Regions from separate parts of the Homo sapiens genome. Here all the other regions are linked to region 2. The links are chromatin loops, found by intact Hi-C in ENCODE. Cell type or tissue: endothelial cell of umbilical vein. All regions are shown on one strand. Region 1 overlaps CAST (calpastatin). Region 2 overlaps LOC101929710 (a long non-coding RNA gene). Region 3 overlaps CAST (calpastatin). Region 4 overlaps LOC101929710 (a long non-coding RNA gene). Region 5 overlaps CAST (calpastatin). Region 6 overlaps RIOK2 (RIO kinase 2). Region 7 overlaps CAST (calpastatin).

What was found. Hi-C counts contacts between places; a loop is a spot of excess contacts. Peaks named below come from ENCODE experiments on the same cell type or tissue, not always from the same donor. Only the 100,000 strongest peaks of a DNase experiment are listed, where the experiment ranks them.
Region 1: a loop joins it to region 2, with 12 times the contacts of the local background. A loop is called at or near these places in 72 of 110 quality-filtered maps.
Region 3: a loop joins it to region 2, with 6 times the contacts of the local background. A loop is called at or near these places in 42 of 110 quality-filtered maps.
Region 4: a loop joins it to region 2, with 6 times the contacts of the local background. A loop is called at or near these places in 84 of 110 quality-filtered maps.
Region 5: it touches region 2 in a loop (6-fold over the local background); 35 of 110 quality-filtered maps call a loop at or near these places.
Region 6: it touches region 2 in a loop (9-fold over the local background); 69 of 110 quality-filtered maps call a loop at or near these places.
Region 7: a loop joins it to region 2, with 5 times the contacts of the local background. A loop is called at or near these places in 13 of 110 quality-filtered maps.

The regions. Positions count from the first base shown.
Region 1 is chr5:96,685,936-96,689,935 of GRCh38, reverse strand. The region is part of intron 2 of CAST (calpastatin); the gene reads right to left. Among named protein-coding and RNA genes, the nearest start is that of CAST, 26 kb to the right of the region's middle. In endothelial cell of umbilical vein, a CTCF peak has its summit at 1,870; a DNase peak (open chromatin) is centred at 1,925; H3K27ac peaks cover 367 bases.
Region 2 is chr5:96,611,805-96,615,804 of GRCh38, reverse strand. The region is part of intron 4 of LOC101929710 (a long non-coding RNA gene); the gene reads right to left. It also overlaps a transcript of CAST not described here. Among named protein-coding and RNA genes, the nearest start is that of CAST, 49 kb to the left of the region's middle. In endothelial cell of umbilical vein, a CTCF peak has its summit at 1,596 (motif pointing left); DNase peaks (open chromatin) are centred at 1,444 and 1,504; H3K27ac peaks cover 913 bases.
Region 3 is chr5:96,743,640-96,747,639 of GRCh38, reverse strand. It overlaps CAST (calpastatin), which reads right to left. Exons shown (of 32, transcript NM_001750.7): 17 at 1,215-1,298; 18 at 248-295. Among named protein-coding and RNA genes, the nearest start is that of ERAP1, 62 kb to the left of the region's middle. In endothelial cell of umbilical vein, no CTCF peak of the experiment used is centred here; no DNase peak of the experiment used is centred here; H3K27ac peaks cover 1,237 bases.
Region 4 is chr5:96,342,728-96,346,727 of GRCh38, reverse strand. All of the region lies in intron 3 of LOC101929710 (a long non-coding RNA gene), which reads right to left. LOC107986365 (a long non-coding RNA gene) reads right to left here. Exons shown (of 2, transcript XR_001742457.1): 2 at 2,379-3,213. It also overlaps a transcript of CAST not described here. Among named protein-coding and RNA genes, the nearest start is that of PCSK1, 89 kb to the left of the region's middle. In endothelial cell of umbilical vein, a CTCF peak has its summit at 1,785 (motif pointing left); a DNase peak (open chromatin) is centred at 1,777.
Region 5 is chr5:96,750,497-96,754,496 of GRCh38, reverse strand. It overlaps CAST (calpastatin), which reads right to left. Exons shown (of 32, transcript NM_001750.7): 20 at 3,815-3,910; 21 at 336-437. Among named protein-coding and RNA genes, the nearest start is that of ERAP1, 55 kb to the left of the region's middle. In endothelial cell of umbilical vein, a CTCF peak has its summit at 1,867 (motif pointing left); a DNase peak (open chromatin) is centred at 1,846.
Region 6 is chr5:97,160,543-97,164,542 of GRCh38, reverse strand. It overlaps RIOK2 (RIO kinase 2), which reads left to right. Exons shown (of 10, transcript NM_018343.3): 10 at 1,318-3,676. The coding sequence ends at 1,482. Among named protein-coding and RNA genes, the nearest start is that of LIX1, 20 kb to the right of the region's middle. In endothelial cell of umbilical vein, CTCF peaks have their summits at 1,128 (motif pointing right) and 2,386 (motif pointing right); DNase peaks (open chromatin) are centred at 1,042 and 2,402.
Region 7 is chr5:96,700,466-96,704,465 of GRCh38, reverse strand. The region is part of intron 3 of CAST (calpastatin); the gene reads right to left. Among named protein-coding and RNA genes, the nearest start is that of CAST, 40 kb to the right of the region's middle. RefSeq lists an enhancer at 922-1,421 and a silencer at 1,661-1,790. In endothelial cell of umbilical vein, no CTCF peak of the experiment used is centred here; DNase peaks (open chromatin) are centred at 1,345 and 1,735; H3K4me3 peaks cover 1,504 bases; H3K27ac peaks cover 1,807 bases.

The DNA of each region.
Region 1 (4,000 bases), 74 kb before region 2:
GGGAATTGGAATGACTGAACTTGCTATATAATCTTGAATGAAAAGAGGGCATCACACAAGGAAGAAAGAGGGAAATGAAGAAGTAGAAAAGTGAATAACAAAAAAATGACAATAGAAGTAAGAAAGTCTATGGAGTTGGCCTCCATCTATAAGGTAGACTTCATAATATAAGTAATTTTATGATGAGTATCGGATACTAGTTAAAAGCACAGACTCTGGAAAGTGATTTCAATTCTGGGTTCTATTATTAAATAACTGTGTGGCCTTAGATGGGTTATTTAATCAAGCTGTGCCTCAATTTCCTTATCAGGAGAATGGGGTTGCCATAAGGCGCATGTGTGTGCTCATGTGTGCACACATGTATTTGCATGTGTATATAATGCCTATTTATGTGTTAGCTATTTTCATCAAATGATCTCTGGTGCTCTACTACCTTTACAGAATCTACAGAAAAAAAATGCTTACGGTATTCTCTTCCTTTCCTGCCAAACTAGTTCTCACAAGGGCATTAATAGTGAATATATTACCTAGAAATACCTACAGTTTAAAAGAAGATGCAGAAAAAGGCAATGAAAGATTAAGGAAATTGTTAATGGTAGAATTTCAGACATCAGCAAGCCACCTAGGAAAATACTATAACATAGTGCCTCCTAAATATATCTACTTGATAAGATTGTCCCTACAAGGGTGGGGATAGTGTGTGCATATAAACCTCTTTAAATTGTATGTAACATTTTGGAGAGTATTTTTTGTATTCGTACATGTGTGTAGCTTTCAGAGAAAAGATCACAGTTTCATCAGATTCCAAAGAGAATATGAACTAAAAATATTTCAGTATTCTTGCCCTCCAAGTTGTCTTTGTTCTTATTTTCTGTCTGTATTTAAGAGGTGCTTTTCTACTCAAACACGTGTGTGTGCCCCCACCCCTACACACAAGCACACAAAACATACACTCATATACACACACACAGCAGCAGCAGCCTTGCTCTGAAAGTATCTCTTAGGGGCCCCAAAGTAAAAAATCTCAAATACACAGCACTTCTCTCTTTAAGGTCTAAGCAGATACATGCATGGGTACTTTTCTGGTCATTGGTAAAACACTCTTATCTTACTCTTTTATTATCTATGCTGCTTATTGTTCTTTTTCTTCTGGTTTAATAAATACACTTAAGATTAAAAAAAGTAGGAAGAAGAAATAATAATTACTTAAAATCCTGTCATCCAAGACAACTAATTTCAGTTTTTTCCTATTTTTATACAAATACAAAAATATGCACATGATAACATATTATAAGTATGTTATATGAATAGAATTGTAATCTTACATTTAGAAAGATTTTTACCTAATATAAGCATTTTTGCCTGTCATTAAATGTTTTTCAAAACACAGTATTAAAAATGCCTTCGTCAGTATATCAGCGCTATGATTTTACTTAACTTCCATACAGGTGTTTCCTTCTTAGTTTGTTGTTATTATAAATAAAGCTATGATAAATATCGTTGGATATAAGTAAGTCATCATGTACACCTCTGATTATATACTTGGAATACATTCTTAGAATTGGGATTTCTGGGTCAAAAAGGCTTTTCTTATTTATGACGCAGTCACTTGTTCCACATTTCTAATTTGTTTTAATTAAAGGAAAAGTTTAATCATATTTCTAACATTTTCAAAATTGTTGGTGAGTTTTTATTATTCAAAGAAAATTTATATATAAAGTCAAGACCAAACATTTTCTCAAAACACACACACATCCTAACATGTACTCATTCAGAAAGAAAAAATCAACAATGTGTGATCACTGCTGAGCCAAGAAATATATTTTTCCATAATTTTTTAACACTGTACCACAGCAAGGAATTACCTACTTTTAACCACTGGGTGTCCCCTGAACTATATGGTTAACATGCAGGCAGATAGCACCATATCACGTTTAACAAATGTCTAACCTTTCTTATTGGCGCTGGTAGTAAGAACCCTCATTATCTTTTAAATTCGCCAGTCATTCAGCTTTCAATTTCACTAGTGAAATAAGTATATTGTATCAGATTTTACTGAGTCTACTTGCTGTATTAAGAAAGTACACAGGAAAAAAAGTGACAAAATTATATTCAGAGAAGCAATTTTTATCTTAAGTACTAAGTGAAACCAAAAATGGGATGTTATTATAAGATTGTTTTAGCTCTCAGTTTCCTATAAATAGTTTTCTTCAAAATTGTAGATTTCAGATTTTAGAATGATATATTTCTAGAATGGTACTAAAGTCCAAAAATTCTGGTCCTTAAGCTTGAATTAGATCATTTAGGAATGAGAGGCTTGATGTGCAAAAGAGAGAGCCCAAAAATACCAACTTTAATGTGAATAACAAACTAGGAGGTCTAGAATCGTAATGATTAAGACAAACAAATTTTTAGAATTCACTTGTTAGTTCTTTCCAAACAACATCTTTCTTATTTGATGTTTCTTAATTAATAAATGAATTCATTTATCAATAAACAACTGGCAGAGAACAGTACCAAACAATCCAAGACATCTATAACATGTGAAGTGTCTCAGTCACACTGACAAAGATTCTCTCCTTGACTAAATTCTAATCAGGCTCCTCTGAGCTCTTTTTCAATTAGGCCTCATTGTTGGACTTCCACGTTCATCTCTGCACTACCCACTCATAGCAAGAATACTGACAGGCTACTTTAGTCAGAATCCTCCATTCTTGCTATCCGATCAAGTCCCCTCATCCTCCACCATCCGCCAGGTGAGATCTGATCACCCGCTGGCCTTAAGCAAGAATCCTATAGGTCACTTTTCCCAGAATCCGCCTTATCCCTGATGTTTCCTTTTAATTTTCCATCCAACGATCCCTGGCCCTGCTCCTAGCTAAAAATCCCCACTTTTCTTCATTATATTTGGAGCTAAATACTACCAAGGCCTTGAATAACTATAATAGAATGCAATATTTGAGAATGATGTACATGGAATTAGATTGTTAAAATTAAGGTTGGCTATGGAGTCAACTCTTGGAAAAACCAGCCACCCCTATAATTTCTCCCCTCTTACTGCAAAATTCCCTTGCAGTGGTCCCTACACCTATAGCAATGGTCTGGAATGAAGTCTGCCTTACTATTGTTTAACAAGTAACATGAATATTTTTTTCCTTACAGAACTTATCTCTTTTTGTGTAAGTAAACACTGACTTCATTTTTCATTGCTTTATCTGCTGTTCTTTACATAAATCTACATACATTGGAAGAAGAATCTACCATGCAGAATCTCCACATACTCAGCACCCTCTCAATCATAATCACAGTACAATGGAAACCTTCTATTACTCCACAAAAACAGCTTGGAAGAGAACTGATACTATCCCAGTCTCCAATCAGGACCTTGCCTCAGCCCCCATCCCTCTGGAAATATCAGCATTTCAGCCCTACTGACCCTCCACTTCTTCCTGCACCCCCCACACTGATGACAGGGAGCACCCAGCTTCCTCTACCTCTTTGCTTGCTGCTTCTTTGACTTGAGTTATCCTTCCCACTTTCTACATGTAGGCATTTATCAACACTTGATTTTAGTTTCTCTCTCTTCTCTCTCTACACTCTTTTCTTCAATAATTTTAACCAGGAATTTTGGTAGTGAGGGTTAGAGGCAGAGATGGAATTGGAGCTTGAGCAGTTTCAAAGGAATTGCTTTAAAACAGTTTATGATGAAGATTGAGCTAATATGTAGTCTAAAGAGGAGTCATGAAATAAAGAGTGAAAAAAAAAAGGAATAATCAAAAGATCTAAAGGACAAGGTCCTGGGAGAAGTGGGAAGAAATAGTATCAGTAACTGATCCCTCCAACCAAAGCCTCCCACAAGGTCCACTGACTCTGAAACTGCAGCTCTCTTAGTGTGCTCTACTGTATTCCCACAATATGGCAGAGTGAGTTGGTCAGGGGGGAAAAGGAGAGGTCATTTGAAAAAGAAAAAAAAATGAAAGAAAAAAGAAATAAAGAAATC
Region 2 (4,000 bases):
AACCCTAATACCAGAACATTTACACTTGCCCTAGTATAAGTCACTGAGTCTCAGTGGCATGGACCTGTTCTCGGGACCCCTCTTTCCCAGCAAATGCTTGAAGCAAGAACCATTAAATAATAGGACGGCTGATAATCTCCTGATTCCCTACTCACTACCATACACCTCCACCTGACCCCTCTTAGGCTCCCTGGCCTCCTTCCCTGGGGCCTGGCGTGGTGGAGCAGGTTGAATTCTCCCTCAATGTGCGTCTCAGCCAAGGACAGCCCACAGAATCCTTGTCTGTTTCATTCTCCCTGTTGCCATTGGCACATTAGCAAAGCAATCTGATAGACTGGACTATGTGAACACACTCTGGGAGACAGCCCTGTGCAGCAGCACAGACAGTGCTGACTGAGTCAATGGGAGAGATGGTTATGGCAGAGTAAGGGGAGAGGAGGAAGTGAGACCTGCCTAGGGACTGCCAAATGCCATCCTGTACAGCTGCTCTTTGGCTTACGATGGGATAAACTTACTGGAAATAGAAAATATTGTAAGTCAAAAATGCACTTAATACACCAAAGCTGCTGAACATCATAGTTTAGCCTAGCTTACCTTAAATATGCTCCAACAATTACAATAGCCTGTGGTTGGGCAAATCATCTAACACAAAGCCTGTTTTATAATAAAGTGCTGAATATCTCATGTAATGTATTGAATATTGTACTGAAATTGAAAAACAGAATTGAATTGCTGTATGGGTACTCCAAGTACAGCTTCTACTGAATGCATATGATTTCTGCACCATCGTAAAGTTCAAAAATCTTAAGTTGAACTATTGAAATTTGGGGGCTGCCTATACTAGGCTAAAGCCTACTCACAGCTCACTCAAGGCAGCGCTGAGGGCCTCCCCAGTGCCCAAATTATTGCTTTTAAGTAACTAAAAGGCAAGAGAATATAATGAACTCATTAGCCTTCTTAGTGACAGGTGCCTCATTTTACCAAGCTTAGGGTGGGAGCAGTACAAGATGATGGATCCTTTTCATAATTCAACTATATATATATATTCAGTTTTTAAAAAGAAAAAAAGCACTGAGGAAGAGGGGTAATCTGGCACCCCTGGGGAGAGGCTGGGCCTAGGCTTTGGATGGAGGTGGGTCCCTGGCATTATTCTTGGATTTCCTCTGAATCTTTGGACTCTGTTTCAGGTTTATCTGCCTGAATAGCTTCCCGTTCCCCACAGTGAATGAATCATTTCCTCTTCTAATCCCCTGCCAAACATTTCAAATCATGTTTCCTTTTCTTGGTTAAGTACCTAAATTGAACTCACTGTGATGAAAAAGCAACCCATGGAAAACAGTTTTCATTCTCATTTATAAGCCTCCTGCCATAAGGTTTTTGGGAGAAGCTCGTGGGCATGTCCCGGCTGGATGCTTTTGCTGAAAATCCCTTGTCAACACTGAGGCGCTGTAGTAGGTAAGATTGCACACAGCATCAGGAGTGAAAGGCCCTGATTCTGATTCACTTCACCGCAATAACCTAACGAGTCAGGCATTTGCCAACAGCTAACACTCCATCCAGAGGGAAATGGAATCATTTGAGACAAAATGATGAGCTTCTGCTGCCATCTGGTGGAGTTCTCACCTTTAATCATGTTAATTAAAGGGTTCCTCACCAGAAAATGCTGTAGAGTTAGTGGTGGTTCTGGAAGGGGTTCCTTGGACCGGCAGCATTTGTATTACCTGGTCACTTACTGCTGATGATATATTGTTAGTTACTTTATACCTTAGATTCCTTCATTACAAAATAGACATAAAACATCTAACTCATAGGGCTGTGAGGATACCCAGCCTCACAATGCAGATAAATGAACAACAATTTAAAAAACAGTATAAGGCACCCAGTATTAAATCTAACAAAAGATGTGCAATTATTTTAAAAAGTATAAAATTTCATTGAAAGACATTTGGGAATACCTAAATATTTGCAGGCTCCACCCCAGACCTACAGGATTAAGATGTACATTGTAATAGAAGTCCCAGGTTATTTGTATAGAGAATAAAGTTTGAGGTACTTAACGTTTTCTCCAGGGAGATAGGTAGTTACTATTGTTGTTGTTGTTTTGTGCCTTTGAATACCCTTAAGTTGTTTCATTTAAAAATGCTTTAAAGACAATCATCAGAAGACAGAGTATGGATTGGAGGTTAAGAACACAGAATTTGGGGTCAGATAGAACTTGTTTTGCATCCCGTCCCCATCACTGACTACTGATAACATGGTGAGTTACTTAATCTTTCTGGACCTTAGTTTCCTTAGCTAGAAAATGAACGTGAAAATATCTAACTCATAGGGTTGTGAAGACTTAAACAGAAAATACAGATAGCACAAATAGTAGTATTACAAAATCTGAAGTACCTAGTATTAAATCTAACAAAGGATGTGCAAATATGAAAAAAGTATGAAATTTCATTGAAAGACCTTCGAGAATACTTAAATGAAAGGAGAGATGAAACCATGTTCAAGGATAAGAAGAAAACTGTCATTCATCTTCAAATCCATCTATTCTAATGCAATTCAAATTATAACCTCAACTGGATTTTTATTGCTGAACTTGACAAGCTTATTTCAAAATTTGAATGGAAGAAAACAGCTAGGAATAGAAAATTCTGAAAGAGAAGAAGATGGAGAGGGTCACTCTACCAGATATCAAGACTTATTATAAAACTATAGTAGTTCAGGCAGTGTGCTATTGGCACAGTGATGGATGACTTGCCAGTGGAACAGAATAGAGAGTTCAGAAAGAGACTCATACATATTTGGAAATTGGATACATGAAGCAGTGGCATTACAAATCAATAGAACATGCATGGGCTAACTGATAAACATTAATTGGTTACCCACAGAGAAAAATTACATGTACTGTGTATTTACACATGTATATATGTGTGTATGTATGTATATATGTGTGTATATTTATTTAGACTTCTTGTTTATATCATACACAAAGATAAATTGTTACCCCGTTGATAAGAGATCTAAACATCTAAAGCAAAACTAAAATAAGTTTGAGGAAAATGCAGAAGAATTTTTGCATAATCTCAGTGTAAGAAAGAGCATATTAACAAAATCCAGTAAACCAAAATTATAAAGTAAAAGATTTGATATATTTGATTAGATTAAAACGTATTTATTTCTTTAAACCGGTACAAGTGCAGATTTCTCTGTTTTTGTTTTATTTTCTTCAAATTTTAGATTCAGCGGGTATGTATGCAGGTTTGTTACGTGGATATATTGTGAAATGCTGAGGTTTGGGCTTCTATTGAACCCAACACCCAGAGAGTGAACATAGTACCCAGTAAGTAGTTTTTCAACTCTTGCTCTCTTTCCTCCCTCCCTGTTTTGGAGTCCTTAGTGTTATTGTTCCCATCTTATGCCCACATGCATGCAATGTTTAGCTCTCACTTATAATGAGAATATGTGGTATTTGACTTTCTGTTTCTGTGTTAATTCATTTAGGATAATGTCCTCCTGCTGCATCCATGTTGCTGCAAAGGACATGATTTCATTCCTTTTTAAGGCTGAATGGTATTCCATAGTGTCTAAGTATCTCATATTCTTCATCTAAGCCACCATTAGTGGGCACCATGACTTTGCTATTGTGAATAGTGCTGCCATGAACATACAAGTACAGGAATAGCTTTAGTAGAACTATTTCTTTTCCTTCGGATAGACACATGGTAATGGGATTCCTGGGTCAAATTGTAGTGCTATTTTTAGTTCTTCAAGGAAACTCCAAACTGCTCTCCACAGTGGCTGAACAAATTTACATTTCCATCGACAGTGTATAGGTGTTCCCTTTTCTCTGCATCCTCACCAACATCTGTTATTTTTTGACGTTTTAATAATAGCTATGTGATTGGTGTGAGATGGTGTCTCATGCGGTTTTTGACTTGCATTTCCCTGATTATTAGTGTTGTCGAGCATTTTTCCATATGCTTGTTGGCTGCTTGTATGTCTTTTT
Region 3 (4,000 bases), 130 kb before region 2:
CTAGTGTGCAATAAATTTTACCTAGAAATTTATAGTCTAGTAATGATTTATGAGGAAGATCATCTTTAAAATATATGGAAAGGAGCTACAGGTATCAGCCAAGTGTTACCATCAGAAGTTCCCCTTTCCTCTGTACTAGGTTAGCATGCAAGTCTGCACAGTGAATTCCAGACTGTCAAAATTATCTTAATTCATACTTTACATGTCTATTGTTCTTTAAGTATCAGAAAAAAATGTATTTCCTAACCTTGGGTTTTTCTTCAGGCTCTGGCAATAGTGGTTTTCCATCTTTATCCTGTAAATGAAATTAAAATTCATTGGAAATGAAATAGAAAATTTTGCTTTCATGTCCCATCAAGTTTGTTTCTGGGAATTCCAGGATATGAAATGTCAGCTAATTTTTTTCTTAGATTTACATGAGTTTGTGTTTCAGATTTACTTTTTATAAAGTATAAAAAAAGGAGTTGAGCTATAAAAATCGAGATGTTACCAAGCAGAATGCACATTTACTTTAAGTTATTAAAAATGTTTTTAATCTGTTGGGTAGAGTAATAGGAAAAAAAAGTTCTTTGGCAATAAAGATGTAGCTATGTTAATCGAAGCTTTTAAAAAACCCCAATTCTCCAACCTAGAGTGAAGAGGTGGATATCATTCCTATAACACTGTTTAGTTTTTTTGGATATGAGGTTTCATAACTTAGAATTGTAACTATATTCCAACATGTGTTTATATGCATGATTTCAAAAGTAAATGACAAATGTAATGACAGGAGTTAGTCTACCATCCTCACCATAATCAAAAACAACAGCAACAAAACCACCTTCACTTAGGATACTGGTAAACCCTCGTGCATTCATATCTACCCCTCAGAAGACCTATGGTGCTTTTATCCATATAGCAGTTAGAAAAGAAATTATCCCCAAATTGTTCCTTCTGAGTTTTGGGATCTATTGTAAGAACTGTTAATAAACGAAACATTTAAATCTGTGGGAATTTAAATGAACACATGGTCACTACTTAGGAAGCCAGGCAGGGACAAACCATCCCTCAAGGGGTCTAACTGTAGGGAGCAGAGAAAAAAAGGTTCAGGGTTTTCAGAGTTAATATCTGAATGGGGGACAGACATGTCCTTTGACAATGTCAAGGGTACAGATACAACAAAACAAGATGCAAAGGCAAGATGCTGTTGTCATGCACTGTGGCTAAAAATTTACCGTGGCTGGTTTTAATCTGTACTCAGATGGGATTGTTTCATCATCCTCACCACACTTCTCTAGTTTTTCTTCTTTAGCTTTTGCCTGATGAAAATGGAGGGGAAAAAAAAAGTAGTTGGATAATGCACATAATGAGATGATATCACTTCCTCTGTGTACTTCTCGAGTGTTATAGAGAAGACCAAATCTGGTAAAAGCATCTGGAAGAGCCTTGTAAACTACAAAGCACAAGACGATGGTGGGCAGCTGTGAGAAAGGGAGCAGTGGGTGACTGAGCAAAAGTAGCCCAGCCAGGGATCCTGGGCAACTGCCCTGTTCTGCTCCCAGCTGCTGTGACCTTGGGAAGCCACTTAGCCTTTATTTGGTCCAGTTTCTTCAGCTGTAAAATGTGGCTACTAATAACCCTTATCTAGCTCACTGACTTGTGAAGATCACCAGAGAAAAGTAAATAAAAGATCCTTTGAAGACAGTAAGCACAGTGCAGCAGTTAGTTGCAATTATTTTAATGGCCTTCATCTGTCTTACTCAACGAGGCAGCTGTCTAAGGAAGGGAGAGGAAACACGACTAATTTTCACATTAAACCCAGTTCAGATATGGGAGAAGCGGCCCATCACAAATCTTGGCTGATCCATGGATAACTTGTTTTACCTCTTTTAAAAGGACTCTCTTCAATAATGCCAGGACTTCTCTAGCTTACTGAACCATGAACAACTAGCTGCATTACAAATAAAAGCATAGTTCTATAGTAGATCACTGACTGCTAGGACACAACACTTGCAATTTAACCTGCTGGTGGGTAGTGTGAAGTTCCATAATATGTAAGAATTTGTACCTATATAAAGGTGTGGATTTAATTTACTAACCAAGGTAGGAGGTTCACTTGGCATATTCCAACCCAACCCACGGCCCCCATCTGCATCTTAGCCTAAGAGTGTGGTTCTTAAACAATTGTAATTAGTAACATTTAAACAGGATACGCACAATAATAGAGAAAGTCAGCTGGTCATGTTTTACAGGAAATATAAAAAACAAAACAAATGAAAACATTTAAACATTAAATGTAACTAAACCCACTGATTGGTTAGTTGATTAATTACTACTTATTGAGCACTTTTAATGGACCAGGCACTGTTCTATGCTTTGGGATTAGTTTCACTGTTTTATAGAGAAGCTCTCATTAAAGGATGAAGTCATGGTTTTCTTTTAAACATTTCCAGTCACGCTCTATTTCGGCATCTGGAGAAATCCTGTCATGGAGCAGCACTCCCCAGGTCAAGGCACAGCGGCCTTCATGAACATCCAGGGTCACCTGTATTAAGACGGTCCTCCCCACTAATCTCAGGCTGTGGACAGTGAAAGTTACACATGCGGCCAGAGCTTTTATTTTCCTCTTTGATCTTTATAGTCTTGAAATGCCTGCTCTGGTTTGTATACAGTAGGCATCGAAAAAAAAGAGCCTACTGAATTGAAATGGCACTAGACTAGGCAGCCACACCTAAAAATGTGGGAGACTTATAATGGGCTATCATTAGAGAATAAAAAACTTTTATTTTATGTTATGGTAGATGATGGGAATACCAAGTAGGCATGGGTTTCCTCTCTGGAGTATTGTGTGGTTTTCCACAGATAGCTCTCTATTCTGGGGTATGCTGGGGTGGCAGTGGACACTCCTACAGGCTGACAGTGACCTTCCTGAGCCTTCTCATCACATCAGACTATCTAGGATGTAAAGGACCCACTAAGTCGGGTACTAAGAATTCAGGTTAATAATCTAGAGGACTGAAAGATCCTCTTTAGAAACATTCATACTTTGTATATGATTAAAAAGGAAAACTAGTGATATGCTTTGGCTGTGTCCCCACCCAAATCTCATCTTGAATTGTAGCTCCCATAATTCCCACGTGTCGTGGGAGGGACCCAGTGGGAGGTAATTGAATCATGGGGGCGGAGCTCTCCTGTACTGTTCTCATGATAGTGAATAATTCTCACTAGATCTGATGGTTTTATAAAGGGGAGTTCCCCTGCACATGCTCTTTTACTTTCCTCCATGTAAGACGTGACTTTGCTCCTCATTCACTTTCCACCGTAATTATGAGGCCTCCCTAGCCATGAGGAACTGTGAGTCAATTAAACTTCTTTCCTTTATACATTACCCAGTCTCTGGTATGTCTTTATTAGCAGCATGAGAACAGACTAATACAACTATTATGTCATAAGAGTGGAAAAGAGGAGTTCTTTTTGCTGGAATTTTAGTTTGCTGCGACTCTGAAGTTTTCTAGAGGGAACTTAATACATTCATATGCATTCCCAAACTAGTTACCCACATGTTTAAATAACTTATTTTATGTCACTTTTTTTCTTAACATCTGCTTATCTGCTTTTAGTCACTTTTAAGACTCCTTTGATCCTGAGGTTTATGACATGTTTATACCCTCCCTTCCCACATTAATTGTCTCTCCTTAAGTGTCTGTAAGAAGCTTGGGGCAGAAGTGCAATATACTTGTGGCCCTGTCGCCCTCAGGTGGTAAAGCCACAACTCAGCTTGGCCTCCTGACTCCCCCCAGGATTCTGCCAACACCCCGCTTTCCTCAAGATGACACTGCTTCTGTCGGCTACTCTAAGTAATGTATATCTCACATTGTGTTGTAATCAAGTTTCCCTTCTTCCCAATACATTACTTGGTCCTGGAAGATACGAACTGCTTCTCTTGCTCCTCTGCGTTCACCGTCACAAAGCTTATCGTGCCACACTGTGGCCGGTGAGCCCTCCAAGAAAGTCGAAGATA
Region 4 (4,000 bases), 270 kb after region 2:
TAGCCCAGATATTGCTATTTTGATAGAGATTGGAACAGTTTCTTAAAGTCACAACTGAGGTGCCAGCTTACAGACGATACATTATGAGGTTTGGGTGTTGCTTTAGGATGTAGTATATACCTTCTACCAATGGTCATTATGTGGTACTGTGTATCCAGTGGTAGAATATACGAATCCAGGAGTCAAGGGGTAGAACTAGAAAGAGTCTGTTCACTTCATTCCTACTGACTCACTTGTTATTTGGGAAATTTGTGCTCCTAGAAACTGGACCTAAGACAGGCTTCAATTACAATCTCTACAGTGACAAAAGCCAAATCCATTATCTGATCCACAACTTTCTTATAAGCTCAAAATCTGAATATCTAACCACCTGCCTGATATTCAAATTAGATGCCTCACAGGTACTTGCAAGCTAATATGTCCGAAACAGCAGTCACGATCTCTGCCTTCCTGCAGAATATCATTATAAGTGAATAGTACTGCCATCTACTCAGGAGCTCAAGCCCGAAATCTGGAGTCTTCTTCAAAATTTTTTATTCCTTTATCTACCATAGCCAATCAACCATCATGTTTTAGCAATTTTATTCTTCTAAATGTCACTCATATTTTGCAATCGGAGGATGTTAGCCTACTGGCACCACCCAAATGCAAACTCCATCATTTCTCAATTGGATCATTGTGACAGCCTTTATGGTGGCAACCTCTAAAATGGTCCCCAGTGATCCCTGCCTTCTGATGTTCACACTGTTGTGTAATCCTCCCTACTTTTGCTTCCAATAAATAGAATACAGTAAACATGATGGGATGTCACTTTTACATGGGTTACAAAAACACCCTGACTTTCATCTTTCTCTCAGTCTCTCACTTTCTCACCTGTGTGGAAACAAGCTGTGTCATCTGGGTCACTCTGCCCTATGGAGATATGACAAGGAACTGAGGGAAGCCTCCAGCAACAGCCAGCAGGGAACTGAAGTCCCTAGTCCAACAGTCCCTGAGGAACTGAATCCCACCCATAGCCACATGAGCAAATGTGGATTCTCCCTCAGTTAAGCCTTCAGATGGGAGAGCAGCTCTGGCTGACATCTCAATTACAGCTTCATGAGACCCTGAGCCAGTGATACCCAGCTAAGGAACTGTACACCCAAAAAAGTGAATTTTACTGTAATAATTTTTAATTATGGGAATAATATAGTGTTTCTTAAGAGATACTGTAGCATGCATTTGCACTGAGTTAGACGTAGAAAGTGAAAGGACAGATCAAAGACAGAGCAATTATAATGGAGCCCAATGCTAAGTCGAAAGCTCAGAATAAGCTCAGAATCAAGATACAATCTCTCCAACCACAAATCTCCTGTTTCTGGTAGATTTGTATCAGTAAAATAGTGTATCATCCAACACATGTATTAAGCAAGCATAGATTAGGGACTCTTCAAAAAAGAGTAGGTTAGGTTAAGACTCTTCAAAAAAGAGTAGATTAGGTTAAGAAGCTCTTTTGGGAAGAGAAAAATTAGCGTATATCTGGAGGTCACTGAAGTTTGCTGAAACCATTGGGGCCAGTGAGACTGGTAAGACTCCTTGTTAGATATCATCTCCCATGACAATAACAGACTGATTAAATATAAAAGGGAGATCTCAAAATTCTAAACTGGAAAAGAAAGCGATGTGCAAAATACAAATTGAATTTCATTTCCATATCTACCCTCATACACATAAGCACATCAAGCCAGAGTAGAGCAGCAGAAGGGAACAAGGCAAGACTTCGACCAAATCATCTGTGTTCAAATGCTGACCCCTTGTGTCTACAAGTCATTATATCACGGTATTCTGTACTTAACCATGTGGTTTTTCAGCTCTATTTGTGTAAGCAATAATGAAAGAACCAATGCAAACAAATTTGAAATATAATTCAGCCTGGGGAATTGTACTTGGCACAGAAAATGTGTTGGCTCTGCTTCCATTCACCTCTGCCTACCTGCCATCCACCTGGTAGGTATTAGTCACTTGTTCCATTTCTCCCAAGAAGAAATACAATCATCAGATGCAAATTAAGCCAGCATATCCCCCACAAACTTAAGCAAAAATAAATGAAGACTAAAGGAAAAGTAGAGTATGTTTAATTTCTCACTAGGTCAAGGTCTGATTGTGAGAATAGTCTGATTGTGAGAATATTTACTCAGCCTGCTACCTGATTCGCATTCCTTTGAATCTGAATTCTTTTCATGGCACATGAGCCACTGCTTGCTTTCATGGTTAAGTTAATGTGTGAATTTGCTTCTCACACAATTTGATTGATGTCTTGCTTGGTCTTGGAGAGGTAATGAGATTACCACTTAAAAAATATAACCATTAGTACATGAGAAAAAAAACCATATTTGGAGAAATTGTCAAATGTTGCATTTACTCATCCATTCATTCCACACATTTGAATATATCCATGGCTATAAGAGAATAATCCTTGATTCCTTCCTCATCCCAATGCCCACTTCCCTCCTATACATACAGACTCATCACTAGAAACTATGTCACTCTTCACTATTGCTTTAGGGCTTGCGGTACTAGCCTTTGATATTGTCCCTTGGCCAGTCTTCCTACACACCCAAAATGTAGATTTGACATAAAGCTGCCAGCCTGACAAAGGCAGGACTATTAGTTCTATCAAGGTCACAAGGGTAAGTGTAAAATTACATTCAAGTAGGGGTTACGATCCAATTCCTTCAGTCATTAATTCATTCAACAATTATGTATTAAACATTGGTTTATCTAGACCCTACGATGAATAAACAAAGATGCTTGCCTTCAAGGAGCTCATCTTCCAGCTGAAGGAGACTGATGGTAAATTTAGAGTTAATTAGTGAATCATATAGTGCAGTAGAGCAGGATAAAGTAGATCAGCAGGAAGAGGTATACAATTTTAAATACAGTGTTTGATCAAATTGAAGACATCAACATTTGTAAATCACACCATTATTTTCTGGACCAGTAAGAAAAATAATGCCAATTAAATTGTGCTGCAATGCCTAAAATGGTAGTTCTGTGGCTTTGAAATGCATTTCATAAATCAGCAGGGATCTGGCAATTTCTTCTGCTTTCAGTTGCAATGCTTAGGAAGTTAAAGGCAATCCTTTGTGTGTTTCTCAGTAGCAAAATGAAACTCAGCTTCTTCTCCTTACAGGTAGCCTCCTTAGGCAAGCCCTGTAAAGCACATAGCTGTTGCTTTCAAAGGCAATGTAGAAATGAAAAAAGAAAAGCATGTTAATATTAACATCATTATTTTCAAACTAAACTCCTCTCAACCCCCTAAAAAGGTAGCAAGCACCTTAATTTCAGAAAATAGAACAGAACTTTAAACTGAAAACATTTAACATCATTTTATTAAAAAATCAATAAGTTGTCCTACTTTCTCATTTTCCTATCTTTGGTTAAAGAATTTATTTTGGCTAGGTGCCAGTATTGTGAGATCCATTTGGAAAATTGCAATCTACAGCTGAGGTCTTTAAATTTTTATCTTGTGTACCCCCTAAAAGAATTTTTAAAATCTGTAAATGTGTTTTTTTTTAGTGAGGTTAAAGATTTTCATCATCATTTTAACAATTGCAAACTATGTATGAGTGCATTGTACATGTTGCTATTTTAAAATAAAACTGTTAATAGCTCTTTTTAAAAATATGAAATTGTGATCATTCTTCTAGAAACAAAATATTTCCTTCAATACCAAATGTAAGCTTCATTGCCCTATTCCCACACCTTTCTTCATACACAATAACTTTTTGTCTCAATGCTCAATTACAGTATCATAATTTTAAAGACATTTTAAATGGCAATGGAATCAACTTATGCGGTACCAAAAATGCACATAACTCAGTGAAGCAATGATACTATGAACAAGTACAACAGGATTCCCGTAGGCTCAGGGCGTTTGTGGCATGATTGTGAAACACATCCCATTTTCAGAGATGTGCAAATGTGGGAAATAAAGAATTGAGGAGATATGGCTGGGTGA
Region 5 (4,000 bases), 140 kb before region 2:
AGGCACCAGCAGAAAGCCTGCTGGGATGCAAGACAGCTGTGAGGAGCAGCAGGCAGCTGCCCCTTCCTTCCCAAGTCCCAGCAATGTCAATGCAGGTGGGCAAAGATGAGACTCAGAGGCCTCCGGTCTGTGCATGTCGACCATCCACTGTGGGGGTTCAACACTGCAGCTTATTCAGGTTTAGCTTATTAAACAGGATATGCACAATAATAGAAAAAGCCAGCTGGTCATGTTTTACAGGAAATATAAAAAACAAAACAAATGACTAACTTATTTGCAGGGGGAGAAGGTGATCAATGATATTTATTTTCCAGAAGCATCTCAGTTGCCATTACCTTGACTTTATCCATCACAGGTTTTCCATCTTCTGGATCTGCTTCCTTTTTCCCCAGGCTATCAGCCAAGGCTTCTACAGCATCATCTGGCACTGTGCCCTTCTGAAAGTGCATTAGTGGATATATTAAGTAGGTGGTTAATCACTCCCTTTAAAACATATGCTATCAATTCAGAAAGGCATATCATTATTTCAGATAAAAGGCACACGCTATCTTTTAATAACTCGAGTTATCAACTGAATTAGAATCTATGTTTAAAAAACAAAACGTTTAACATTCGAGCAAATTTCTTATATTAAACATTGTGTGCAAATTATATGTTGATAATGTGAAACTTACGAGACCTGACCCAGAGTTGGTTTAGAAATAAGAAAGACAATGGACTGAGGTGTATCACAGATAAGTTGCATACCAGGAAAAAAGAAAGACGTGGTCTTTATGGAGATCATTCCATAGACGGCACAGGAAAGATTTTCAGAGAGCCCACAAGAGGCCATTCCTCTCCATTTCCTGTGGGACAGCCTGGCTTGTCTCAGAAGAGGAGGCTCGGAAGCCTGTTTTCTCCACAGGGCTTCTACTGACCAAAGGAGTTTCAGGGCTGGTTCTGATGACTCTGCCTGTGACCAACTAACCTGAATGGCACAGTGAGAACTGTCTACCTGTGGTCCGATTGTTCAAAATGAAATGTACTCCCCCAAATGTAATGAACTCTGGCCATGCTGGTATTTAAAATCACACTGGTGAACACAGAGGACGAATGGTGTCAAGGGAAAATAAAGGGAATCGTCTGTACATTAGTAGGTCATAAGAATCAACTTAATGGTTCATGGCCAGGACTTTTCTTTTTTAATGAAGAGAACAGGACCAGGCACAGTGGCTCACACCTGTAATCCATCACAGCATTTTGGGAGGCCAAGGCAGGAAGATTGTTTGAGCTCAGGAGTTTGAGACCAGCCGGGGCAACACAGTGAGATCCCATCTTTACAAAAAGTTTTTAAAAATTAGCCAGGCATGATGGTGCATGCCTGTAGTCCCATCTCCTCAAGAGGCTGAGGTGGGAGGATTGCTTGACCTCAGGAGGTTGAGGTTGCAGTGAGCCGAGATCATGCCATTGCAGTCCAACCTGGATGACAGAACGAGACTCTGCCTCAAAAAAAAAAAAATGTAAGAGTGTGTGTGTGTGTGTGTGTGTGTGTGTGTATAAAATGCATCATACATAGAAGGGATAAATACTATTCTTTAAACTGTTGCTTCCAGTGTATGGGGATGGGGTTGCAATATCAATGAATTTCCCACTGTTGGTCTTGGTCAAACAAAAATGTAAAAGGCCTTGGGTCAAACAATCTCAGAGTTTAATCTTATTATTAAAATCTCTGACCTCACAATGAGCACCTATTAAAATTTTAGAGTAAAACTGTATTTCTGTTTTATATTTTAGCCATGATTTCAAGTAAGAAAAGCTGTTTTTCTGATAAACTGCACTGCAAAAGGAAAGATCACCAAAGAAAAGTGATTTAGCACCACCTAGTGGCTGAATACTGCATGGGTTTTATTCCCAAGAGCTACCAAAAAAAAAAAAAAAAAAAAAAAAAAAAAAAATCCCTGAGGTTATCCCTGAGGTTTCTAACCTGTTTGGGATTATACCTAAATTAAGTATTAAGTATTAAGAGTTGCAACACTCTAATCAAGGATATCAAGAGTTGCACTGGTACCCAAGTCTTATGCAAGCAATGTGAGTTGCTACATGATTTAAGACACCTGCTCACACTACAATTCTGTTTTCTCATACTCTATGCTACAGAATCTTTGGAAACCACTGCTTCCCCAAACCTGTGCCCTTTGCCAACCTCTTGCTTAAGAAATTACTGAAACAGTTAAAGAAAACCTAGGAGAAGAAGCAGACTTAAGAACAAAGGAATCTGGAAACAGGAGTAAGGACTAAAACTTCTATTTCTGTAGTATTTGATATTATCAAATTCACAACTACAACTCAGGTCTCTGGGTTTCCTTAATAAATTTTCTTTTATACACACAAGAACCACCTAGGGAACGCATTCATCTCCTTCCTCTGGTCTGTCTTCCTTTACTCTCTAATCTTCATGCCTTTCTTGAGTCCTCTGACCTTTATTACACTCTACAGCTATTCTTTCTGGCGTTCGAGGGTGTCACAATCCCAGAAATGCCAACTGCCTCAGTGACAGTAACCTGGGCAACCATGGCCAGAGTTGGTGGGGTTAAGGCCCTGGAAAGGAGGACGGGGAAAGGGAAAACAAGAGCTTTTTGTTTTGTTCTGGTTTGTCTGCTTTCTAACAATCCAATGCTCAGCTCTACAGTCAGGGTAAAGTTGAAAAGGAATTGAGCCCTCTAAAGCCCGGGCAGTCACACTTGGCAGATGAGGCAGGTGGTGCAGGTGCAGGTTTTGGTTACAAGAGTTCTACTGGGGAATGCTGGCTATTGTTGTTTTGACTCCAATCACAGCCTCTTTGCCTGCTTTCTTCACCAGAGTCCTCCTAGAGTCCCTCCTCCTCTCCGGTTCTTTACCACTGTGGCCTAGCACACATGCTGTAAAAAGTACCTGAAGAGTACCCTGAAACCCCAAAAAACTGGGGAGGGCTCATATCCACACTAGTCTTGAAGACAGCTGAGAGCAGGGGCCATATCTTTCATCTCAACTGAGGCTCTGAAATATCAAGTGGATCAAGGTCAACTCAAAGCCTCATTTCCCTTATCTATTACAGGAAGATGATCAGGACAGACTTCATAGTGTCCTTGTGAAAATTTAATGAGAAGACATTGCAAAACATCTAGAGCAATGGCACAGCAGATGATGAAAGGTAGGTGTTCAGAGGGAAGATGTGCTAATTCTGTAGTAATGAAATACAATTGAAATATAATTCCATCAGATGTTATTCCCTGAGTCAAATTCAATCATTAACTAATGGAAAAAAAACACTAAAATCAAAAGGAAACAAAGATTCACCTTCTTAAATATCATACTTCATGTGAAAATTAGAAAGTGAGAGAGAAGCACGAAAAGAAGAAGGAAAGAGAAAGAAATTGAGTCAGTTTCACCTCCTGCAGTGGGAAGAGTGGGGAGGAATCATAATGATTTTACTGCATGTTATTCTACCAGGAAAGTCAGTAAAAAAGTAACTTTGGGCTTTCGGTGGAAATCCATATAGGCTTAAAAGATGCAGAGAAGTGAAAAGGCAGGATTATCCACAATAGCTGAGGAACTAGAATTTCAGAAGAGTAGAGAAAAATACAGTTGGGAGTAATTTAATTAAAAATTTAAATCTTAGTCTGAATTTCTACGACACCCCTGAAGCCCAAAGAAACAACAGATACTATAATGATATCAGATTTTATTTTTAATTTGTCAGGATAAGATAAAATGATGGTAATACACAGCAGAGAGTGACAGGAGGAGGCAGAAAACTTTCTCAAGCCACTGCTCAAATGCCCAGGGAGTCACTCACCAAGGTAGCCGGCTCAGGGGGTGCTGACTGTATACTACACATGGAGGTCCGACACACAGCCTCCGACACAGGAGCTGGAGCAGCGGCCTTAGATTCCTGAGGAAAGACACAAGTACTCTCAATAAGTTTAGAAATATTTGGTTAATAAGACTGAGTAATGGTAGACCAACAAGACACTCCGCTACA
Region 6 (4,000 bases), 550 kb before region 2:
TTGTTTTTGTTTTTGTTTTTTTTTTGAGATGGAGTTTTGCTCTTGTCATCCAGGCCGGAGGTCATCCAGGCTAGAGTGCAGTGGCATGATCTCAGCCCACTGCAACCTCCGCCTCCTGGGTTCAAGCAATTCTCCTGCCTCAGCTTCCCGAGTAGCTTGGATTACAGGCGCCTACCACCATGGCTGGCTAATTTTTGTATTTTTAGTAGAGACAAGGTTTCACCATGTTGGCCAGGCTGGTCTCGAACTCCTGACCTCAGGTGATCCACCCACCTCAGCCTCCCAAAGTGCTGGGATTTCAGGCGTGAGCCACTGCGCCCAGCCATTTGTACTTGGATATAAGTACAAATTTGGCCGGGCATAGTGGCTCAGACCTGTGATCCCAGCACTTTGGGGGCCAAGGTGGAAGGATCGCTTGAGCCCAAGAGTTTCAGGCCAGCCTGGGCAACATAGCAAGACCCCTGTCTACAAAAAATTTAAAAGTTAGCCAGGTGTAGTGGTATACACCTGTATTCCCAGCTACTCAGGAGACTGAGGCAGAAAGATCACTCAAGCCCAGGAGGTTGCAGCCACCGTGAACTGTGTTCCTGCCACTGCACTCCAACCTGGGCAACACAGCAAGACCCTGTCTCAAAAAAAAAAAGAAGACCCTTGTTCCTGGCTTTGCAGAGTTTTGCAGCTATCTTCTTTTTTAGGAGAAAAGTTGAATGATACAAGGTTATATACAGTTATTAAATAACAGACTGTAGTGCTTCAGAGAAAGAAAAGGTCATTGTGAACTGAGTATTTCACATTTCTTATTCATCTTGTAAGTCATGTGACTTGCACAGTGTATCTTAACTGATAAGTAACTTGAATTTATGATCAAAAGACATATGAAGACTTTTCCATGGGTGATTGCTACCATCAGGTCAATTCTACAGCTGAAACTGTGAAGGCATTCTTGGATATATTCAGCAATACTGAATGCTTTCAAAAATAATTTTCTATACAAAATCTACTCTAAAAGCCTACTTTTAACCTAAAAAGCAGAGGAACAAGCAGTTTCATCTTGTTTTTTCCATCAGTTTTCATGATGGACACTAGGTGGCACTATGGTAATTTTTTAAAAATTCTGCCTATACACTATATTTTTTGCTATATAATCTGTATTTCTGTTTGGAATTTAATTTCTCCTATATAACAGTTTCTATATAGTACTGTCAGTGTTTGGAATCTTAAAATTCATGGTGTCAATATATAAATAGAACAGATATTAGCAGTGTACTTTTTGAAATGGTTCATTATCAGTAATACTAATTTATGAAATCTTTCCAGGAACTGGTGAAACAGAAGGTGAAACGTCAGTTGACAAAACAGCAAAAATCAGCTGTCAGACGTCGATTGCAGAAAGGAGAAGCAAATATATTTACCAAGCAACGTAGGGAAAACATGCAAAATATCAAATCAAGTTTGGAAGCAGCCAGCTTTTGGGGAGAATAATATATTTAGGATCTTGGATATGTTTAATATATTTTTTAAAGTTACTGTAATTCCTTTTTGAGCCCTCATTTGTCTTTTTTGAGCCAAGGCTATCATATATTAATAAATAAACCCTCTTTCATCTATAAATTTGGTCATTCAGTATGTGTCTTGCAAAGAATAATTACCTGCCAAAGCAGTCCATTTTTTTCAAAGTAATTTGGGTAACTACAGTTACGTAACTTTATTAGAGACATTTGCATATTTTTAAAAATCTAAATAACATTTTTGTTGTTTTCTGTTTGTTGAGGATGATATGCTACAATGCACATAAAGCAATTAGAACAATGTTTAGCACATTCTTAAGCATTCAATAAAACATGGCTATTAGAATCATAATGATTCTGAAATTCTGCTGACAATTTGGTTGCATTTTATTTGGCAACTGGAGGACTTCACTGTCTTATTTTTCTTTAGAAGTAAAGATAAGCCTTTGGAAGTAAAGATAAGCCAGTGATGCACAATTTGCTTAATTAATTGATTAATAATCTGTTTTGTGCCACTTACATTGGTAATGTGGTCATGAGAATGGAAACTTACTTGAGATAGTCTACCACAATTTTTACAGTTGGCAGCTTGTAAGCAGGCCTGAGTAGCAGAAGAGTTAGGGGTTGGGGAAGGTGGAGTAGAATGAGGAATGAAATGTTCTTTCTCATATGCTTATTATATAAGTGGGTCCGGAACATGTTCTCACCTCAAGGTTAACAAATACCTAATGCAGGAAAGAAAATACATAGCCATGGTCCCTTCCTCAAGGACTTTATAATTCAGTGAGATGTAAAGATGAGTGCTTAAGTGTATGCACCTGATTATTGTCTCTTCATTGCCGCATAAGTCGGAAAAGGGGATCACTTGCAGCGAAAAATGGCCACTAGATGGCAATATCACCCCATAGTCACCAAACAGGATTACTTGCATCCCTAATTATGTTCTACCAGAGGGAATATAGTACAGACTTTTCCAAGATTGATAAAGACAGCAGATTCCCTTTCACCTTTGCCAAATTAACTCTACTAGCTATTTGCAAGACCTGTAATTATCTAATAAATTGGCTTAAATATATAGAAGCTAGAAAATGCCAATTCCTCTTCCCTCAAAAGTTACCTGACATTCAAATATTTAAATACCCTTGCTTTGCATTTTAGATATATCTTTGAATTCAGGTATTCATTTTGTATAATCTCTCAACTTTTAAGCATTTTTATAATGTAAAGTTGAAAACAGCTTAATAGAACCACAGAATGTTTATTTTGGAGTCATTTTCTTATATTCAGAGCTATGAAAGCAAATTGGGAATAAAGCCTTATCCTGCTCAGCTTTACCTAGTTGACTCAGTTGACTTTTGAGTATCTACTACATAAAAAGCCCATTACTATTAAGAAACTCAAGACAAACATGATTTTTACCTTTAATAGCCTAAGATTTCTTGTGGGCCAAGGAATTAATTATTCCAATCAGAAATGGAGGCCTTACCTCATTTGGGCAAAGATTAGTGCTAGTTATTGAAGATTTACTAATAAATGATCTGTTAAGGAATTTAGTTTTTTTTGGATATGTTGTTTTGGTTGTTGAAAACTAAGGTATAATTATAATAGTTATTTTTTGAAGATATGTTTGGCTAGCCATCAATTAGAAGTTAGAGAGTTTGTCCTAACAGATAAGCTATAACCCTCACATTTTAAAACATGCATAGTGAACAATGAACAAAAACAAATTCAAAATTTTACTAATGTAAAGCTGTATATTGTGATTGTTAAAACACTTTTTTTTGCCTAGGAGTTCCAGATTTAAATCCTGGTTCTACACTTCCCAAACCTCAGGTACCTTCTGTGGCCTCTCTAACCTCAATTTTTTTACTTGTAAAATGGGGACATTTAATAGTATACCTCAGTGTCGTGAAGACTAAATGAAGTACCACTTGTAAAGAGTTTATTACAGTGCCTGACATATACTGTATGGTTAGTACTGCTAAAATGACTTCTTAAGGTTACCAAAAGGAAAATTCCACAAGCTGACCACCTTTCCTATTGTGATGGTCACTGGTATTTCAGCTATGATCCTTTGTTGTGTATTTATCCAGACTGAAAGATGTTTTTCTAGTAACCATCTTGCATCGTCTTAGTCTCCCCATTAAATAAACTTTTCCTACAAACTATGCGGTTTATATTTGTGCTAACTTTGTGGTATTGATAGCCATTGGTCTGTTCTTTGGCACATAGCTGGCTATCTTTGAGGTTTCTCCAAAACCATAGATGTTTAATGGATACTAATCAGAGTTAGTGCAGCTCGAGATAATCATTCTTTTAGCCAACTGCTTAGTAAATTTTCTGACAAAATACATAGCTGTCTAATTAAAAAACTCTGCCTGATGCTGCCTTCCAGGTTGCTACTTACAAAGGATAGAGGGATGAGTTATGTTAGGTTCTCAGAGCACTTTCTGAAGTGTAGGTTTATTTCACTGTCACAGATTCAGCACTCT
Region 7 (4,000 bases), 89 kb before region 2:
TTTCAGAAGTTATTCAAATGAAAAGAAAATGCTTTCTTTTTCTTTCTGGTTTCATTCTTTCAAACTGTTACTTTACGTACTAGCTTTTATGTTTTCATTGCAGTACAGATGTTATACTTAGTCAATTCTGCCAGAGAATAATCAAGGAACCAAAACTCCCCACTAATTCTATATAATCAACTACTCTCTGGCATTCGGACTCTTCTTTCAAAGCATCTGAACTGAACCACAGCCAATATTTATACTTGAATGTGCTGCTTCATAAACACTGTTTCACAGTCTACAAAGCATGCTGATTCGTAATAGACACCAGGAGTCCTTGCTGCACACACACGGGATCCCTAGTCAGCCTCATTGCTATAGGTGGCTTATTCCTTCTCCATCAGTCTACAGGTGTGGCCTTTCCTTGTTCAGCAAGATTTTGCTAAATTTCACTACTTCATTTTAATCCTATACTGCCTCCTAGAACCCAAGCAGCACACCCTCCCCAGCATATTCCCAACAACTCAATATTCCTTTTAGATACTGAAAAATCAGTGCACAAAAGTCGAATACATTCATCAGAAAGAAGCAATCTATATTAATATAAACTCTAGTGCTGATTAGGAAATAGACTTTCCCCTTTTGAACAGTAGATGCCACTCCTTGTTGAGCTTCCCTGCAATGCAGAGGTTTTTCCTCTGAAAAACATGTGAAACAGCAGGAACTTTCCAGAGCTGCTGATTAAGCATTTCTGTCATTCTGATGCATAGGTGGTTTCCTAGAAAACTAGAGAGGCCCCAAAGTCCCGATCCTTAGGGAAGCTGTCTAAACTCTCTGCCTCATTTTCTGAAGCTGTACAATGGGAATAAAGAACTTCCCCCTGCCTGTGTGTAAGTGGAGAATGCCGGGTCCCTAACCATACAGAAGAGAAAGTTAAATCTCTGTGAAAACACTTTGTATTCTTAAAAGATAGACACAAAGTAACCCTCAGTGATGTTATTCTACAACCGTCTCAGGTTGTGTAAAGGAAATGGAACCGAAACAGGTTACAACACTTGCCACGCCACACCCAGCATGTATCAGGTACGCAGAAAGGTCAGAGTGAGCTCACGCTCTAAAACGGAGGTCATCACAGGGTGGCGGCACGGCTGGGGAGGAGGAGATCTATCTCCAACCCTAGAGATAAAGGTGCCAAACCAAACTGACATAGCTGCTGCTTTCCTTCTTTTGGGCCACTTGTCTCGGGCCACTTGTCTCGGGCCACTTGTACCGGGCCACACAAATCCCTTGTTTTGTAACCCTACGCGTCCGGTCACCAGATACATTTCCCGGCGGAAGGGGCAGTAACAGTGTTACCGACAAGGAGGAGGAGTCGCCAAGAAACACAGTTAAACTCAGAACGCACGGTATCGCCAGGGTCGCGATAGTAGGAAAAGCGCACGTCCCGAGCCTGGGGAGTCCGCTGCAGGGACCAGGCCCCGGACACGCAGGGCAGGTAGCCGGGGGCACAGGCCCTAGACCCGGGAGCACGCGCGGCCTGGAGCAAAGCGGCGGAAGACAGTACTCACTCTGCGTGGACACCGGACCCCGCAGTCCTCGGCTTGGTTTTCAGGAGGTCTGCATTCCTAGCTGGGCTCGGCTCCCGCGGTTTCCGCTTGGAGCTCCAGCCCAGCTCTCTGAGTGCGACGGGGCGGGGCGGTCCCGGGAAGGCGACGCAGGATGCTCCCCGCCCCCCTGCCCGGCGGCCCCGCCCCGGGAGCCCGGGATGCGTGGGGAGGGAGGTCCCGCTCCGTGGACTCGTCATGCGCCTGGCATCTGGAGACTGGCTCACTCAATAACGCAGCCTGTGATGCGGACCACGTGCTGTGTGGGCTGCGCACCGCCGGCTGATTACAGGTTACCGCTCCCTCGGCTGTCACCCTGTGACTACCAGAATAAGGCAACGACGGTGGGTGCACTTCGCAAATATGCTCCCCCGAAGACCTCTTTTGAAACTATAAAGTGGATTAGTAATGACTACAACCAGGGATTTGCAAATGCAGTTAAAACTGTGTAATGGATTTCTTTAAAGAGTAGTTTAACAGTAAGAATTCTACCCGATTACTTTATATTATAGTATATTACAAACTTCAAAATTAGAATAGATTTGAAGCTATTGAATACAATATAAATTCATGAGTCTATACTGCTGTAAATAAATGAATGAATAAATAGAGGGGTTAAGCCACTCTTTCATATAGAAGGCCAACTAATAAATATTGAATGATAAGAGTTAGAGAAAATAATTATAAAAAATTTTAAAATAAATGAAAAGCCGTACACCAACCACATTAAAGGCTCTGAACCCTGAACTTGGGGTGTGAGTGAAGGAGGTAGTGTTGGTCACTGTTTGAGGAACACAGACCTCAGGACAGGTTGGACAGTGCTGTGTCGAGTCATGACAAATGATGGCCAGTGGCATGAAAAAGGTGAACTCATCCATACAGCTTTGTACCCCACCAGGCAGCCAAGGCAGTTAGGGCCCTCTGATGTACCTTTCAAGGTACTCCTCACAGCTACCTTATTTTTTTTGTCTTTTATTTCTGTCAAAAATCTAGTGAAATAAGAGCCCTTCCAACTTTAAGATTCTAACATTTCCAGAGCAGAAGACCCTGTCCTTATAATTTTTTTTTTTTTTTGAGGTGGGATTCTCGCTATGTGGCCCAGGCTGGAGTGCAGTCACGTGATCTCAGCTCACTGCAACCTCCACCTCCCAGGTTCAAGCAATACTCCTGCCTCAGCTTCCCGAGTAGCTGCGATTACAGGCATGCACCACCACACCTAGCTAATTTTTGTATTTTTAGTAGAGACAGGGTTTCACCATGTTGGCCAGGCTGGTCTCGAACTCCTGACCTGAAGTGATCCACCCACCTCAGCCTCCCAAAGTGCTGGGATTACAGGCATGAGCCATGCACCCGGACTTAGAATTCTTCTTGATATATAGCTTATATATCCCTTTTTGTTGTTGTTGTTGATCATTAGTATTGTCATTCCTTTTTAAAAATAGACTAAAAGCTCATCTAGGTTTCACTGACATTAATTTCTCCTGTGACAAAAACAGCACAGGGTGACTAATTTGGGCCACACCCCATAGGGATGGGCCCTGGGCCCCACAGCTTCCAGAGTTAGGCAGCTCAATGATGCCTATCTCTGAATGTATTTCTGTGCTCCTGATGAGTACAGATGAGTAATCACATGGTTATAAAACAAATTTTCTGGCCAGGCATGGTGGCTCATGCCTGTAATCCCACCACTTTGGGAGGCCGAGGCAAGTGGATCACCTGAGCTCAGGAGTTCCAGACCAGCCTGGGCAACATGGTGAAACCCTGTCTCTACTAAAAATACAAACATTAGCTGTGTGCGGTGGTGCTTGCCTGTAATCCCAGCTACTCGGGAGGCTTCAGGCAGGATTATCGCTTGAACCTGGAAGGTGGAGGTTGCAGTGAGCTGAGATCACACCACTGCACTCCTGCCTGGGCAATAGTGAGACCCTGTCTCAAAAAAAAAAAAAAATTTTTTTCGCAAGATTCTTCTGCTGTAAGTCAGGTGGAAAAAGGCTCCTTTCCTTAGAGTGAAGGCAAACAATGTAGTTCCACTGCTGTGCTGTGGCCATCACAATCCCTGAGGGTGTCCTTCCTGCCAGTGTGGTTCTCAAATCATCTGCATCTGAAACTCCTGGGAATGCCTATTAAATATATGAAATCCTGGGCTCTTCCCCCACCCCGGCGAATCAGAATTTCTTGGCTTCAAACCTGAGAATCTGCATTTTAATCAGATTCTCTAGTTGATGTTTAGGTTATGGGTAGCCTAAACTACCCACATTCTGCACTATTCAGTCTCCTGGCTACTCAAAATGTGGTTGCCAAAGCAGCAGCAGCACATCCACTGGAAGCTTGTTAGAAAAGCAGAATCTCAGCCTCATCCTGGACTTCCTAAACCAGAATCTTCATTTTAATAAAACCCACACTGACTCATTATG